Linked DNA regions of Mus musculus: region 2 is linked to region 1. The links are chromatin loops, found by intact Hi-C in ENCODE. Cell type or tissue: heart. All regions are shown on one strand.

Region 1 (8,000 bases):
ACACTTTTGCCCCCTCCTCCCCCTGGGGGCAGCCCAGCCTCCTTCCCTGCTATGCCCTTAGCATATTAATATACGCCACCCAGACTGTTGCCTTGGTGTCTGGTTTTAAATGATAAAATTTGCCTGGAGTTTAACTCTCAGCTGTGTCACCCCACCTGGGATACCAAGAAGAGAAAGGACACCTGAGGTCACCAGAGACGTCGAGTTTTATCTTAAAAACCATACTAGGGTGGAAATAAATATACAGGGTGGCGAGAATGGCTACAGGTAACAGTCATGCACACAGTCATATGCATATGCACACAATTGTGTGTTGGTGAGGATTTTTTGATAACTCTGTTTGATGTGTGAGTGCATATGTCTGTGTGCTTGTGAGTCGGGTCACGTGAGTGTCACAGATTCGTGTGGAGCTAGTAGGACAACTTTTTGGCTTTCCATACTGGTTGAGACACAATCTCTTTGACACTGAATATACCAGGCTAGCCAGCCCTCGAGCTCCTGGAATCCTCCTGTCTTCACCTCCTGTCTCTCCATGGAGGCCATGGGTTTCTGACACTGGTGCTACTTTTATGTGCCCAGCTTTTACGTGGGTTCTGGGATCTGAACTTAGGTCACTAGGCTTGCATGGATAGAAGCACTGTGAGCCATTTTCCTGGACCCTGAGTTGGTGGGTTTGTTTGTTTGTTTGTTTGTTTGATGTGGTTTCACCTGAGAGTCACAGCCCTTTTGAAGCTGTTTCTGGAGTCAGGTACACACTAAGATGCTCCTATCTGGGAAAAGTTCTTCTACCAAGCCCAGATGCCAAGAGACAGCTGTGTCTGGGCAGTGGGTGCTTCATCTCTCAGACCACCACTGTACTGGCTGGTTTTGGGTATCAACTTGACACAAGCTGGAGTTATCACAGAAAAAGGAGTCTCCCTTGAGGAAATGCCTCCATGAGATCCACCTGTAAGGCATTTTCTCAATTAGTGATCAACGGTGGGAGAGCCCATTGTGGGTGGTGCCATTCCTGGGCTGGTGGTTCTGGGTTCTATGAGAAAGCAAGCTGAGCAAGCCAGGGGAAGCAAGCCAGTAAGTAACATCTCTCCATGGCCACTGCATCAGCTCCTGCTTCCTGACCTGCTTGCATTCCAGTCCTGACTTCCTTTGGTGATGCACAGCAATGTGGGAATGTAAGCTGAAAAAACCCTTTCCTCCCCAGCTTGCTTCTTGGTCATGAAGTTTGAGCAGGAATAGAAACGCTGACTAAGCCACTCCTCTGTGCAGAGATGTGACACTGGCTTGAGGAGAAGGGCAGCTCCCTCTGATCCCCCACCTGCCCGCCCTGGCCCTGCCTCTGCTCCAGCTCTGTGTCACTTGAAGCCTGAGTAGTTTGCATTCCAGCCATGCAGACAGCAAGTGAGTCCAGTGAGTGAGGAGAGAGAGAAGCCTGGATGGGACCCCCCTTTTCTTCCATGATGTCATGGTCGTGGTTCTCGATTCATTCCTAAGAAGCCCGACTGTGCTAAGACCCAGGGAGGAAGCTGAGCCATCACCACAAGGCCCTGAGACTCATGACTCTGAGAATTCAAGCTACTAGGAAATGGGTTGGGCTTAAATGACAATTCAGACGGGGTGGGGGAAACGGAGGCCACTGAAAAGGGGGTTTTAAAGGAAAGGCCAAGTAGGGACAGATGGACAGAAAGGGCAGGCTTAAAGTCCAGGAGGATTAGAGTGCGCCTGCGGAGGTCAAGGAGTTGAAGTGACAAACCAGGAGTGGTTGCCAGGAGGAATCAAGAGACAAATGGCAGGCTTCTTACTCTAAATACTTGCCACTCCTCCTTCTGTCTTCACTACCTCCACCGCGTTCTCTTCTGAGTTATTAAACAGCAAACAGTGCTCCCCTCATTTCAAGTCTCTCCTCCTTCCCTCCCTCACCCCTTCTCTCTCCCACTTCTTGGTTTATTTTTCCACCTCCTCTACTCAGGCTCCACCTCCTCTACCCAGGCTCCATCTCCTCTACCTCTTCTACCAAGACTCCACCTCCTCTACCAAGACTCCACCTCCTCTACCAAGAATCTACCTCTTCTACCAAGACTCTACCTCTTCTACCAAGGCTCCACCTCTTCTACCAAGGCTCCACCTCTTCTACCCAGGCTCCACCTCCTCTACCAAGGCTCCACCTCTTCTACCCAGGCTCCACCTCCTCTACCAAGACTCCACCTCTCTACCAAGACTCCACCTCCTCTACCAAAGCTCCACCTCCTCTACCAAGACTCCATCTCCTCTACCAAGACTCCACCTCCTCTGCCAAGGCTCCACCTCTTCTACCAAGACTCTACCTCTTCTACCAAGGCTCCACCTCTTCTACCCAGGCTCCACCTCCTCTACCAAGACTCCACCTCCTCTACCAAGGCTCCACCTCCTCTACCAAGACTCTACCTCTTCTACTAAGGCTCCACCTCTTCTACCCAGGCTCCACCTCCTCTTCCAAGATACTACCTCTTCTATGAAGGCTCCACCTCCTCTACCAAGACTCTACCTCTTCTACTAAGGCTCCACCTCTTCTACCCAGGCTCCACCTCCTCTTCCAAGACACTACCTCTTCTATGAAGGCTCCACCTCCTCTACCAAGACTCCACCTCCTCTACCAAGGCTCCACCTCTTCTATGAAGGCTCCACCTCCTCTTCCAAGACACTACCTCTTCTATGAAGGCTCCACCTCCTCTACCAAGACTCTACCTCTTCTACCAAGGCTCCACCTCTTCTACCCAGGCTCCACCTCCTCTACCAAGACTCCACCTCCTCTACCAAGGCTCCACCTCCTCTACCAAGACTCTACCTCTTCTACCAAGACTCTACCTCTTCTACCCAGGCTCCACCTTCTCTACCCAGGCTCTACCTTCTCTACCCAGGCTCCACCTTCTCTACCCAGGCTCCACCTTCTCTACCCAGGCTCCACCTCCTCTACCAAGACTCTACCTCTTCTACCAAGACTCTATGCCTCTACCAAGGCTCCACCTCCTCTACCAAGGCTTCAACTCCTCTACCAAGACTCTATCTCCTCTACCAAGACTCCACCTCCTCTACCAAGACTCCACCTCCTCTGCCAAGGCTCCAACTCCTCTACCAAGACTCTTCCTCCTCTACCGAGGCTCCAAATCCTCTGCCAAGGCTCCACCTCCTCAAGGTTTTATAACCTTCCCAGAGCCATCACTAGTTGGGGACCATGTGTTCAGACACATGAGACTCAGGGGGCATTTTACTTTCAAACTACAACAATTATGTACCAGTTATTCCTTGTGTGTAACAAGTAACTCCTCAAACCTGTAATACAAGCACAGCATTTCCACAGTGAGCAAGTCAGAACCCAGGTATGAGGAAGACAGTGTCTCAGGTTCAGGCTTCTCTAAAGCCACAGTGAGGCTGTCTCCCAGAGCTGTCGCCATCTCATGACTGTGGCTGAGACCCACTTCTATAACCACATGGACAAAGGGGTATTGTACCCTCTTCTGGGTGGGCCTCTCCATGGGCCTTCTCAGTTCTGAGCATCCAGGATGGGTACAGAGTATTTGTACTGCTCATACAGATCAGCTCAAGTTAAGTATAGGAGGATCCATGGAGGTCACTTCGGCTTCCATGGGCTGAAGTAATCAGATTGCCTTTTGAAGAGATTGCTCTTACTGAGATAGTGAAGATAAACTGACAGACCATGTGGAGATGTAAGAGACCAGCTGAGAGGCCACAGCTTGCTGCCTCCCAGGGCTGCTGAGATGACCAGAGCTCAGAGGAAGAGGTCGATGGATTGGAGAAATAAATAATTTAACAAAACAGGCTCTGGAGATGACTGGGGTTGGAGCAAGGCAGAGCCAGGGATTTAAGACAACTTCTGGTTGTATGCTAAGAAGAACCCCTTACATTTCTGTCTTGTACAACCAAATGTGTGCAAGGTTCTAGTCAGAGAAGAGTGTCACATAGACCTAGCCATGCTCGTGATGGAAGAGGGTGTTTGATTTCAGTCCTATTGGGTTTGGAGTGAATAGAGAGCCTCCAAGAAGAGGTTAGGCTCATAGGACTAGGCTGCCTGGCATTTGAAGGCACACAGATGCTGTTCAATACCACCAGGAAACCACCTAGAAAGAGAAGTCCTCTGGATAGAGGACAGCCTCGGGCCAAACCTTCAGAAAAGTCTGCTTCTCCCGGCCAGTGACAGACTGCGGCTGTGTGCAAAGGATTTCGATTAATTAAGAAGGTCTCCAGGGTAACCACTTAGAGGATATTCACAGAAACCAGCCAGAGTCTGCTGGGGACTAATGGCCCTCCCCCAGCAACCACTCCATGCCTGGTCATTAATGTGCAGATGATCTCTGCCATTATCCCCAGGAAGGACTGCACACATGCTTGTCACCACCTGAGAAGTGACTGGGCAAGGCCTGATAACGAGCTTGGCTTTCTACAAGACCATGATGGCCCAGGGCTTCAGCAGGCAGCGAGGGTTGAGAAAGGTCTCAGCATTCCTTTGGCAGTGACTGAGTCAGAACCAGGCTGACAACACAGAGTAGGTCTGCAGGGCTGGTGGGGGTCTAATGAGAGCAATCTGGGCCAAACCTCATTGATCACTGGCTCCGAGTCCACTATCTTGGCAGGAAAGTTTGTCTGGGTCCCCAAGGACTGTGCTACTTAGAATGGTTACTCTGTGCCTCTCCCTGATGAACAATACCCCGAGGAGTCGGCCATGTGTTATCCAGGGAGGCATCTGAAAGGTCCGTACAGAGCACACTCCAATGCAGCGCCATATTGCAAGGCTGTTTCTAGGTATGAAAATGGCTTTGGCTCAGAGGGTGTACATGAGATTGGAGCTCTTGCGGAGGATTCTGGGGCCTTGTAACTTTCGTCTCATTGTTTTCTTTCAGTTACAGAGATGGACCAGAGCCCTTGCTGGCTGAAGGATGAGGTCTCCCAATCCCCATCACTCAGTGTGGGCCCACACTCTGGTTGGGTGCTGTAATCCTGCCCTTGTGACCTGCCTACTCCTGATGGTGAAGCTCAGCCTCCTGCCCACTGTCAGGGGCCCATCTCGTGGGTATCATCAAGCCTGGTTCACTGTGGCTCACAGACAAACAACTTGGGCCTTCTCATTGATACCTTGGCCATGCTTCTAGCACACTCCTTTTTTGGGTCTGTGTGTCCTTTATTGTAGAACGGTGTCCTTTAAGCCAAACCGCTGCTATCTCCATTGGATCAGCTGTGCCTGCTTGCAGACCTCAGTCTTGGTCAGACCTGTGGCTCTTGACATTTCCTTACAGGGTGGGGTGGGGAGGGGAGACCACTGAACCCTTACTCAAGTCTCCACCTGCCCCTCCCAGGCATCTCTACTCAGTTCTGCGTCAATTGCACATGGTGTCAGGGGCTTGGAGATGGGCCAGGGTGTATAGGCTGAGGAAGCTTGACCTATGCAGCTCAGGGAAGCCATCATCCATGGTGGGTGATGATGGTCCCCAGAAGCTGCTTTGGGTTAAGCCAAGTTCCTGCCAGCAAACCCTCCCCCATGTAAGGATAACAAACTTGTTGGTCCCAGGGGAAATGTTTGATGGGATCCTACTTCAGTTTGTCACAGATGCCTTGGAAGAAAGGGGTAGATGTTGTTTGTCTCTCCCTGAAGCGCTTCCGCAGCCCTAGTCCTTGAGGACAATACCCCCTTGGGCATTTTGATCACTCTGAGGCTTCTGATCACCGTTTCTACCACCTGCATGGGCAATGCCAGCGTTCTCTGGTAGGGTGAGCCACCCACATACTGTGTTGTTGGTAGTTCCAGGAGCCTCCCACATAGCGTGTTGGGATCATCCCAAGGTTCTGAGGCAGGGTGTTTGCTCCTGCTCACGACGTGATAAACTTTCTCTAATCCATCACACAATCCACTGCACCCTGAGCTGCATCCTCCTGCTGCCCTTGAGCATGTCCTGGAGTATTTTGGAGTCTGGAGTTTGCCTTTTCCACAGGAGCTGTTTGCCCTGTGCTGTGACTAGCTGTTGACCTTGCCAGAGAGAAGGTGGCTAAGGCCTCCAGAGGGACATTTGTTCCCCACAGGATAGAATCCTTTGTCCCAGCTTCTGATGGGTGGTAACTTCTGGGAGTCCCATGGCTGAGGGGAAACTTTCTAGTCTGTTAATCATGATGTCCCCGTCTCCTGTCTCAGGATCCAGGCTTTCCCCAAAATGTCCTGGCTTTGGTGTGGTGGCCCACCCATTCTTAGAGAGCTATAACTTCTCTAGAATGTTCTTGTGATTGCAATCTGGGTCTGTTCCTCAGCTTCCTGCATCCCTTTCCTGCCAGAATCCCAGTCTTGCCACATCACTGGCGCCAGGCCTCTCTTCTCAGTGCCCCGCTGACTCGGCACTAGGGACTTTTGTCATTCCCCAAAGCTTTACCCCTAACAGCAGCCACCCAACACACATTCTTGTGCTGTCTGCCTGTACTTTTCAGTGACCCAAAACATGAACCATTGCAGTTCTTTCTGTTGGTGGGTTCTGCAGCTAATTTCTGCACGAAGTTCTAACAGCCTCCATGCTACGTTGGGCCAGGGAATTATCAGTGCTGTTATTTGTCAACTCCAATGAGGTCCTCACTCCTGGCTGGCCAGAGGTGACCCAGTTCCCTGAGAATCTGAACAAATTTCAAGTCAAGTTCTTCTGGGGAGCAGACCTGAGCTGGAGACCATAAAGCACAAAGGACGTGGGAAGGGACTCATAAAATCCCCATTTGTAGGGGAAAAGAAGGACTCAGAATAGGTCAGAAAGGTTCAGGCATTCCTTCCTCACTCTGTGTGTGTGTGTGTGTGTGTGTGTGTGAGAGAGAGAGAGAGAGAGAGAGAGAGAGAGAGAGAGAGAGAGAGAGATGTAGGGTGTCTTCCTCAATCTTGCTCCATCATAGTTTTTGAGACAGGATCCCTCACTGACCCTGGAAGTCACTGATTCAGCTAGGCTGGCTGGCCTGGAGCTCTGGGGAGCCTCCTTCCCCCTCCCCCTCCCAGCATTGGGATGCCGGGTGCACACTACACACCTCGCTTCTCCTTACAGAGTTCTGGGGACTCAGCTCCTCCGTCCTCACGGTCCTGTGGAAGGCACTTTGCTGACAGAGCTGGCTTCACAGCCAAGAGGCTCCGGCGTTTTGAAATACAAAAGTTGGCTTTATCAAGTGCTGTGGGACTTCTGAAGCTGGGGCAGTCTGTCCGGGACGCCCTTCACTGAGTCTGCAGGTGGAACTTTCTATCCACATGTGAGTAGTTATTGAGTGAAGACTGCTTTGAAAAAGGCACCTGACCCGCATTTTAAAGGGTTACTGGTGGGCCCGCCATTTCTCACAAAAGCTTTGATGATTCTATTTTTAGACACATTCTTCTCCTTGAATAGACTGTGAGCTATTTGAGGGCCAAATACGTCACTTATTCATTTTGTAATTGCCCCAAGTTAATACAATACCTGAGGATGACCTTGGTGAACAGAGAGGATGAAGGGAGGGGAGCCAATTTGTCTGAACACAGCTGCCTGGTTCAACTTGGGCTCCCTGGGAAGAGATGCTATGTGGAAACTTCCAGAGGGAACGTTTGCTGCGAGTGTCAGTGTGAATGGGCAGAGGGGAGAGCTGCAGAGAGATACATTCACAGAAGAAGCCTCAATTCATCTGTGGGGAGACGATGACATCCAGAGTGGCCTTGCTTTTTGGCTATGGGACAAGTTTACCACCCTCCTTGTTAAAGTTGCGCTGGCTGCACCCTGATTTTGGGAGAAGACAACTTGGAGTAGAGGAATCAGGCCGTCGAGCAATCAGACTCAACAAGCAAGTGGTGTCCCAGGCATTGAGACAGCATGCACCACACTGCCCAGGGCTAGCAGAGTTTGGAGCTTGGTGCCAAATCTGTATGAGTTCCCTTCCAGGGGCCATGGCAAGAAGCAAAAAGTGTGGGTCAGCTGTTTTCCCTTGGGCTTTGTGTCTTCTTCCTGCAAGCTGTATGGCTTAGCTCA
Region 2 (8,000 bases), 150 kb after region 1:
GCATAGCAAGCACTGAACCGAGAGAGCAACCTCCCAACATCTGGCCATCTCTCTCCACGTGGATCTGTCACCTGAGGAAGAGGCAGAGGCTCCCGAGGTGAGCCACAGCGGGTCATCACGCCAGCAATGGGAAATCACATGCAGGAGATTATCTTACAACGGCAAGGGAAGTATTAAAAGAGAAAGCTCATGTCAAAGCCAATTTATTAAATAATTGCTTATCTTGGGGCGCAGGGAACCTACCTCTGAAACCTGCACTTATCTTGGAGGCAGGCTGCCTCCCCAACAGAAGTCTGTCAGAGGCAGAAGAGGGGGAGGGGAGCGGTTCCATACGGATTTTCTTCTCCTGCCACCCTAAGCATTGTCAAGACCCAGCTCCTGTCGTCTGGGGTGGTTTAAAATAAAACTTTTCTTAAGAACAGATGGAAAGAGGGACACACAGGCAACAGTGGGCAAACAACGGCAGAGTGTCAAACAGTGACGACGGGAAAAGGAACGGAAAACAGACAGCAAACACTGGAGCCTCCTCCGAGACAGCGACCCACCCGGCACAGCCTTTCTGGAATGAAGCCCTTCTCTGTGCACAGTCCCCTCGTTCTGTAGTCGGCTAGGAACTGGAAGTAGGGTCCCGAGATCAAGAGTGATGTGCAGCTGTGTCTGATATCAGAAGAGCTGGGAGTCACAGGAGCTCCCAAGCAAATGAAGAAAAACCACTGCAACAAGAACCCACAGCATGGACACTTAAGATAGAGGTGGTGTGTGTGTGTGTGTCTGTGTCTCTGTGTGTATCTGTGTGTGTATCTCTGTGTGTGTCTGTCTTTCTGTGTATGTCTGTGTGTAAGTTTGTGTGTGTCTCTCTGTATTTGTGTGTGACTGTGTGTCTCTGTGTGTTTGTGTGTGTGTTTGTGTGTATGTGTCTGAGTGTGTCTCTGTGTGTACGTCTCTGTGTGTGTTTGGATATCTGTGTGCATGTCTGTGTGTGTCTGTATGTGGCTCTGTGTGTATGTGTGTGTCTTATGTGTTGTGTGTATTATATATGTATGTCTATGTGTATGGTGTGTCTGTGTGTCTGTATGTGTGGTGTGTCTGTATGTCTGTATGTGTGGTGTGCCTATGTGTGTCTGTGTGTGTGTCCACGTGTCTCTAGGTGTGTATGTGTGTGCGAGTGTGTATGTGTATGGTGTCTGTGTGTGTAATGTACCTCTGTGTGTGTGTGGTGTCTATGTGTGTAATGTGTGTGTGTGGTGTGTGTGTTTAACAATAATGAAAGTCAATGCTGAAGGAGGTAAAATACCTGTATAATTCAATGCACTGAGGGGTCAAGTACAAAAGTAAACATGACAGCGTCTTTCTGAGAGATGGGTACTGATCCTTCTACTAAGAGCACCCGACTTTCCAAGTTGCAATACAACACTGACATCTACAAATATGTTGGGCAATGTTCATAGCCTTCCTGAGCTCACCCATGGGCTAACAGATCAATAACACCTGCTAGACAAAGACACCCCCATGCCTGGGCCAATGGCTACTTCATGAGTCTCTCAGTGAGCGAAGGCTCAGTTGCTATCCACACAGTTACCTGATACATGATCTAAAACAACCAGGGGGTCCCTGGTATCTGCTCAGGAATGCTTAGGGGCCAGATAGCTATGGAACCTATGGTCTTGGGTTACCAGGGTGGCAGGCAAAGGTGTCTATTGAATAGATGCCATTGGGTGACCTAAAACATTTGAGCATTGCTTGCCATCCCCATGACCCCAGATACCACACCACTACACACACACCACACACACACATACACATATCTTCACATACACACTGACAGACATGCACACATACACACATACATATATACACTACACCTTCACACACACACACACACACTGAAACACACATGAACACACACTAAAATACACATGCACACACACACACACACAGAAACATACCATATAACTAAGATAGAAAGGGGTCATCGTTGGTGCCGGCAGTGGAAGGATCTATGAGGAGGGAAGGAGCCCCATGTAGAGGGGGTGGCAGAGGGTCTGGAGTTTAGGAACTCACTTCTCTGCCCATCCTGGAGCTCAGCCAGTGGCACATGGCTGCCTTCAAAACGCTCTACTCCCCACGATGTGTGATGTGTGGCATCTTGAGTTTGAGTCTGTCCCATCTTAATCACAGCCACCTATACAGGGATCTTAGAACTCGGTGGGCCTGGGAGAACCCTCCCTGAAGCCCAGTGACAGACTGTGACAGTGGATTCTGAAGTCTCCTGTTCCCCTTCCAAAGACAGTCTAAGCCATGTTGGCAATGTGAGGGTTAATGGCCACAAAGACAAGTCTTTACTAAGCCACACCCACATTAGGTCACACCCCTACACTAAGCCACACCCACATTAAGCCACACCCCTATTCTCATTGCTGCCTCACCTGGATTCCTACTTCAATAGAAATGATCATCCTCTGGGAGGGCTTAAAAATCTTTGTTCCTAGGGCCAGCAGGATGGCTCACATGCATGTGCCATGTCACATGAACCCCTACATATATACACCCCCCCCCACACACACACACAGGTCAAATAAGTAACTTACTTTCTAAGAAAATCTAACAGCACTGTAGGAGAGGAAAACAGCCAGCCAGTGGGTCACACAACAACAACAACAACCATGAACTGCAGGGCTGAGTGCCTGAGACCCAGCGTCCTCAGCCTTTTACCAGGCTTGGAGATGAATTCCTCCTGCCCCACAGCTCTGCCAGCAGCCTAATTAATTAAAGCAATCAGTTTGGGGTTCCCCGCGGCTGGCACGGGAGCTTTGAGCTTCTCCTTGGTGCCTGGCTCATGCCTCTATTATTACCTTTTAAACGCAGCTCCAACCACTCACTGTACAGAGTCCTCTGTACAGGGAACCTCAAAGGCATCGACCCAAGTCTGTGCCGAACAGGAGCCGCAAAGGCATCTTCGTCAATCTTTCTTTAAATCTTCACTTCCTGCCACAAGGACAGGTCAATTGACGACCAACTAGACAAGTGGAAAAGCAATGTAAGGTTCTGAAAGAGGGTTTAAATAAAATATCCCTTGTCATCAAGCCTGTTAAGAAGATAGATGTCTCAAGGCAGGTGCGCAGAGGGTACAGGACCCGGCACAACCGCTCAGAGCCAAGAGCCAGGATGGAGAGGATGCTCAAAAGGCATGCAGCTGTGCTGATGTATCTGTTACTTTATTCTGTGTTTTACAAGAGAAAGATTGAGTCTCTCAAGGTGACAGACGAGCTCCCAGAATGCCCCTCTCTTGGAGTTTCTCTGTGACTGGCTCCCAGCAGCAGCGAGAGCCTCGGCTGGTGAGCTTCACCACAGCGCCCTCTTGTGGCCATAGTCCGGGTGGCGCTGCTCCTGATCCCTTCCTGAGAGTTCACTCCTGGCTCTAATTACAACTTATTTACAACCCTTCTCACTCCTGGTTTTAATCACAACTTAGTTACAATCCTTCACCCGGGTTACAAGGGGAGTCCAGTCCGTGCAGAGCACGGTAGCTCGGGTAGAGTTGTGTTTTCTTCCCTTTTTTTTTTCTTTGTAGTTTCCTACCATCCTTCTTCCTGCCTCTTCTTCTAAGATCTGGCTGAGAAGCCAGCAGCCAGGTCAGACTTCCCATCCTCTAAGATGGCATCTCCCTCCAGTGGCCCACATCTTGAGAAGATCCTGTATATAACTTCGGGACAAAGGGACCACTGGCCCAGAGCTGCCCCTCACCCGTAGAGGTTCTGTGCACTGTTTGTAAAAGAGAGACTGGATCACAAGGGGAGGTGCCTGAGGAACGCAGAGCTGTGAGGAGGAAGCAGAAATTCAGTGTGTGTGGCCTGCAGGGCTAGGCAGGCATGCCAAGCTGTGTACTGCTATGCCAACACAAGTATATATTAGGTGAAAAGATAACTTTCTCTTGAAAGATTCATCATCCTTAGTAGTATTACTCTTTTAAGACATCCCAGTGCTCACTGGACTAAAGATTCTTGGTCTGGGCAGTGGTGGTGTACACCTTTGATCCCAGCACTCAGGAGGCAGGGAATCTCTGTGAGTTTGAGTCCAGCCTGACCTACGTAACAAGCTCTAGGACAGTCAAGACTACGGAGAAAGACCCTGCCTCAAAAGGAAGTTATAACCGGACAAAGACTTGATCGACCCCCTTCTGTGTGAGTCTCTGGGATCTTTTCGCTCTGTCAGCTTCCCTTACACGGTGATAGAGACACAAGCCAGTGTGGAGACGGTAACTGGCCTGTATGCTCAGGGTGCTCAGGGGTCTTTCCAGACATGAAGACTGAGAGTAGTAAATATGCTTCAGAGGCAGACAAGGAGTGTCACACAGACTCAGTTCTGGGAAAGCTTACTGGGCACATACACAGAATGTTACTCAGGCATTCCCTCCGGGCTGGAGAGCCAGCCCAGCAGAGAAGAGCACCTACTGCTCTTGCAGAAGACATGAGTTCTGTTCTCAGTATCCGGATCAGGAAGCTCACAACCACCTATAATTCTAGCTCCAGGGTTTCTGATGCCCCCTTCTGGCTTCCATGATACCTGAACTCACGTGCTGGAGAACTCATTCATTCTCTCTCTCTCTCTCTCTCTCTCTCTCTCTCTCTCTCACACACACACACACACACACACACACTCTTAAACTTAAGATAAATCTTTTTTAAATTTCCTCTTACAAGGAGCAGGGAAACTCGTGAAACCTACAGGACTCCCAGGCTCCTTCTCAAGGCTGTATCATCAACCAACAACTGCCCACTAGAGGAGACTCATCAGTCTATGAGGAACTGCAGAAGTGCAGCTTCTGAGAGTCCTCGCCCACGACAGGGTGGGAATTCTTCAGCCCCTCAGTCTCTGTGCCCCATGCATGTAACCCTGATAGACTCACTGGCTCACCAGACTGGACTTGCATGGAACTGTCTGGGGGACCTGGGCCCTCTCTGGGTTAATAGACATTCTCTAGCCTCAAGTTCTTCTCTGGCACAGGGCCTCACAGGTGTCTCTCTCAGTTTCAGTGATGGTCCCAGGGACATGGGTAGACACAGGACTGGCTCTGCTCTATCCCCACACATGGCGTTGTCCCCAACTAGATACACTGAAAAACTTCCAGAAGAGACTAGTTCAGACCAAGATCCCAATCCTAATGGTCAAATTTTTATCAATGGACTAACTATAAATAACAATAATAATTATTTCAAACCTGAAAAAAAAAGAAGTTTGGTTGTTTTCACCAAAATATAATATGGAGCTGGGCCAGCAAGAGGCTCGGCAGATAAAGGGGCTTGCTGACAAGCTGGATCACCTGAGTTTCATCCCTGAAACACAAGTGGCAGAAGGAGAGAACCTGCTCCTACAGGCTGTTCTCTGAGCACACATGCACTATGGCACGTGTGTGCACATGGGAAAGAAACAGATAACTAGAAAGAGCACAGAGCTAAGCTCAGTTGTACCCCGTGTTCAGCCCACCACACTCAAGGCCCTGAGCTCAATGTCCGCTGACACATACAGAAGAGAAAGAATTCACACCTGAGGAGAGAGGGGGATTTAATCAGATTTAAGTATTCCACTCGTGGTGGGACACCACATGGTACTCTGCAAATGTGTGATATCTTCATGCTTTTATGATCAGTGGAAAAAAATAAATTTAAATTTGAGAAATAAAATATCTGTCTTAGAATATTTATAATACTGCTTTGTTTTACAGAATAAACCACGGGTGCAGAAGGAGAGACCAGATACCATGTTCTAACCATGTTTATGCAATAAGCCCTTTGCCCACTGAGATATCTCCCAGCCTAATGTGTATAGCATGTAATTTAAAAAAATACACTATTGCCTTTGCCCGTGTCCTCAGCCCTGGGGCTGCCACCCTTGCTCTGGCCCCTCTCCGTTTTTGTTTTTGTTTTTTTTTTCTTGTTCCTCCCAGGTTAGCTCCACCTAGCCTCCATCATCCACATGGTCTCTCTCTCTCTCTCTCTCTCTCTCTCTCTCTCTCTCTCTCTCTCCCTCCACCTTTGCTCCATGGATGAAAAACACTCAGACAGCTTTATTACTTTAGAATTTGCCTGTTAACACAATTGCTGAGCACAGAATCTCCTGCCCTAAACTTATTGACTAGCTTCCTTCAACCTCCTTTGCTATGAGCTGGTGGTGGAAGCCACCTGGTTCTACCTTCCCCAAGATCTTGCATGATTCTTTTGTGCGTCTCCTTCCAAAGCCTGGCCAGAAACCGCCTTCTCTTTCCCTGCATCTCTTTTTCCTCCTGGGACCAGGAAGGACCTGTCCCTTCCACCCAGCAATTGGCTCCCGACCTCCTTTATCAACTAAGTCAAGAATCAATTAGGGAACCAGAGTTTAGTATCAGCACCTCTCCCTATGAGACAGAGAGAGAGAGAGAGAGAGAGAGAGAGAGAGAGAGAGAGAGAGAGTTTTGATACAGGGTCTCATTATATAGCTCACGCTAGCCTGGAACTCAAGATCCTCTTATGTCTCCCATGGACTCAGCATTCTAATCTGGCCATGCAGCCATGGAGGCAACTTCTGCCTGAGGACCTAATTGAAGACTGTCTGAGAGCCTAAAGATTGGTGATGCAGACAATGACAGCCAATCGGGAACTGCCACTTGGAAGACATGCTTGCTTGGGACCAGTGGGATGCAGTGGAGGATATAAAGGGTGCTCCCCAAGAATTAATAACTAAGTTCACTGTGTTCTCGCCTGCTCCCCCATCTGAGCCATTGATTTCAAGCCTTCTCACCCGCTGCCCCCAAGACAGTTGCCGGGCAGGACAGCAGGACTCATGCCATCTACACTACATCTCGGGGCAGCAGACAGAGTCTGGCTGCTTAGTCCTCTTACCCTTCTGAAGATGGGGACCAAAAGACTCATTACAAAGAACAGATGGAATGGCAAAGACCCCAGCGCTGGAAAGACACAGCGATCTGCCTCCTGACAGCTTTATGATTCAATCTCCCCAAAGGATCTGCAAGAGACCCTACCATCTTATTAAAAATCAGGGTCCGAATTTATCTGAGTTTGACATGAAACTATATTTTCATTAAAAAGTTTTATAAACCGTGTCAATCATAATGGAATTCTTATTAGTCTGGTGGTTTTTGGCAATGAGCCTGTAGACCCCGAGGGGACTTCGGTATGAACTTTGTACGTACTGTGATGACGGGACACTCTTTCATCACTAATGATGTATTTGTCTTTTACTACCCACTAATCAAGTGGCTGTTTGTCTTATATACCCCTCACTAAGTAGACTGACAACCTCTATCATGCACTACCCACACGCCCACTGCAGATGGGAAACCGGCACATGCTAGCAATCAACCATCAGTATGCGCACGGGCGTGTCTCACTCATAGGCCTCAGTTTCCCCACAATGGACCACTAATGTGGGACACGGGCTAAATGATATTTATATAGTACTCAGAGCGTTTCTGTTGGGGAAGGGCTTTGGTGAGTGACAGGAACATCACCATCCTATGTCACAAATCACATTAAGACTATTACAGCCATGACTTAGCAAATCTGTCTACTGGGCTGATATATTTCCAAAAGCAACATGTCTGTCCAAATGTTCGCTGGGTCCCTGGAGGCTCTGAGGAAGCCAGAGAGGACCTACTGGGGAGCTGTTCTTTGAGCAGGGAGGACCTGCTAAGGCGCTGTTCTTTGGGCTTGCCTATGGCAACATTTGTAGAAAGAGAAGAAAGTTAAGCTGAAGACTTTCTTTAGAAACGATTTCACTCAAAGGCAAAGGCAATGGATGCGGCTCGGAATTCTTTTCAGATGTGTGGCCCATGAAGCATCTGATACGTGGTCAGGCATTGCCTGCTGGACTCTTGGGTGTAGACGCCCCTGGCTCCAGATAGAAGCAGCTGCCTTGGTTTGGAAAGACAGAACCCAGGTCAAAGAGCAAAGCAGCGAGGGATTGCAGGTAGGAGACAGCCTCCTTCAGAGCAAAGAAACACAGAC

Evidence for each region. Peaks named below come from ENCODE experiments on the same cell type or tissue, not always from the same donor. Only the 100,000 strongest peaks of a DNase experiment are listed, where the experiment ranks them.
Region 2: it touches region 1 in a loop (2.4-fold over the local background); 2 of 42 quality-filtered maps call a loop at or near these places.

What each region holds. Positions count from the first base shown.
Region 1 is chr8:125,327,162-125,335,161 of GRCm38, reverse strand. No RefSeq gene overlaps it. Among named protein-coding and RNA genes, the nearest start is that of Gm30713, 55 kb to the left of the region's middle. In heart, no CTCF peak of the experiment used is centred here; DNase peaks (open chromatin) are centred at 4,425, 6,247 and 7,971; H3K27ac peaks cover 5,917 bases.
Region 2 is chr8:125,179,452-125,187,451 of GRCm38, reverse strand. All of the region lies in intron 9 of Disc1 (disrupted in schizophrenia 1), which reads right to left. Among named protein-coding and RNA genes, the nearest start is that of Disc1, 130 kb to the right of the region's middle. In heart, no CTCF peak of the experiment used is centred here; a DNase peak (open chromatin) is centred at 3,321; H3K4me3 peaks cover 1,049 bases; H3K27ac peaks cover 3,875 bases.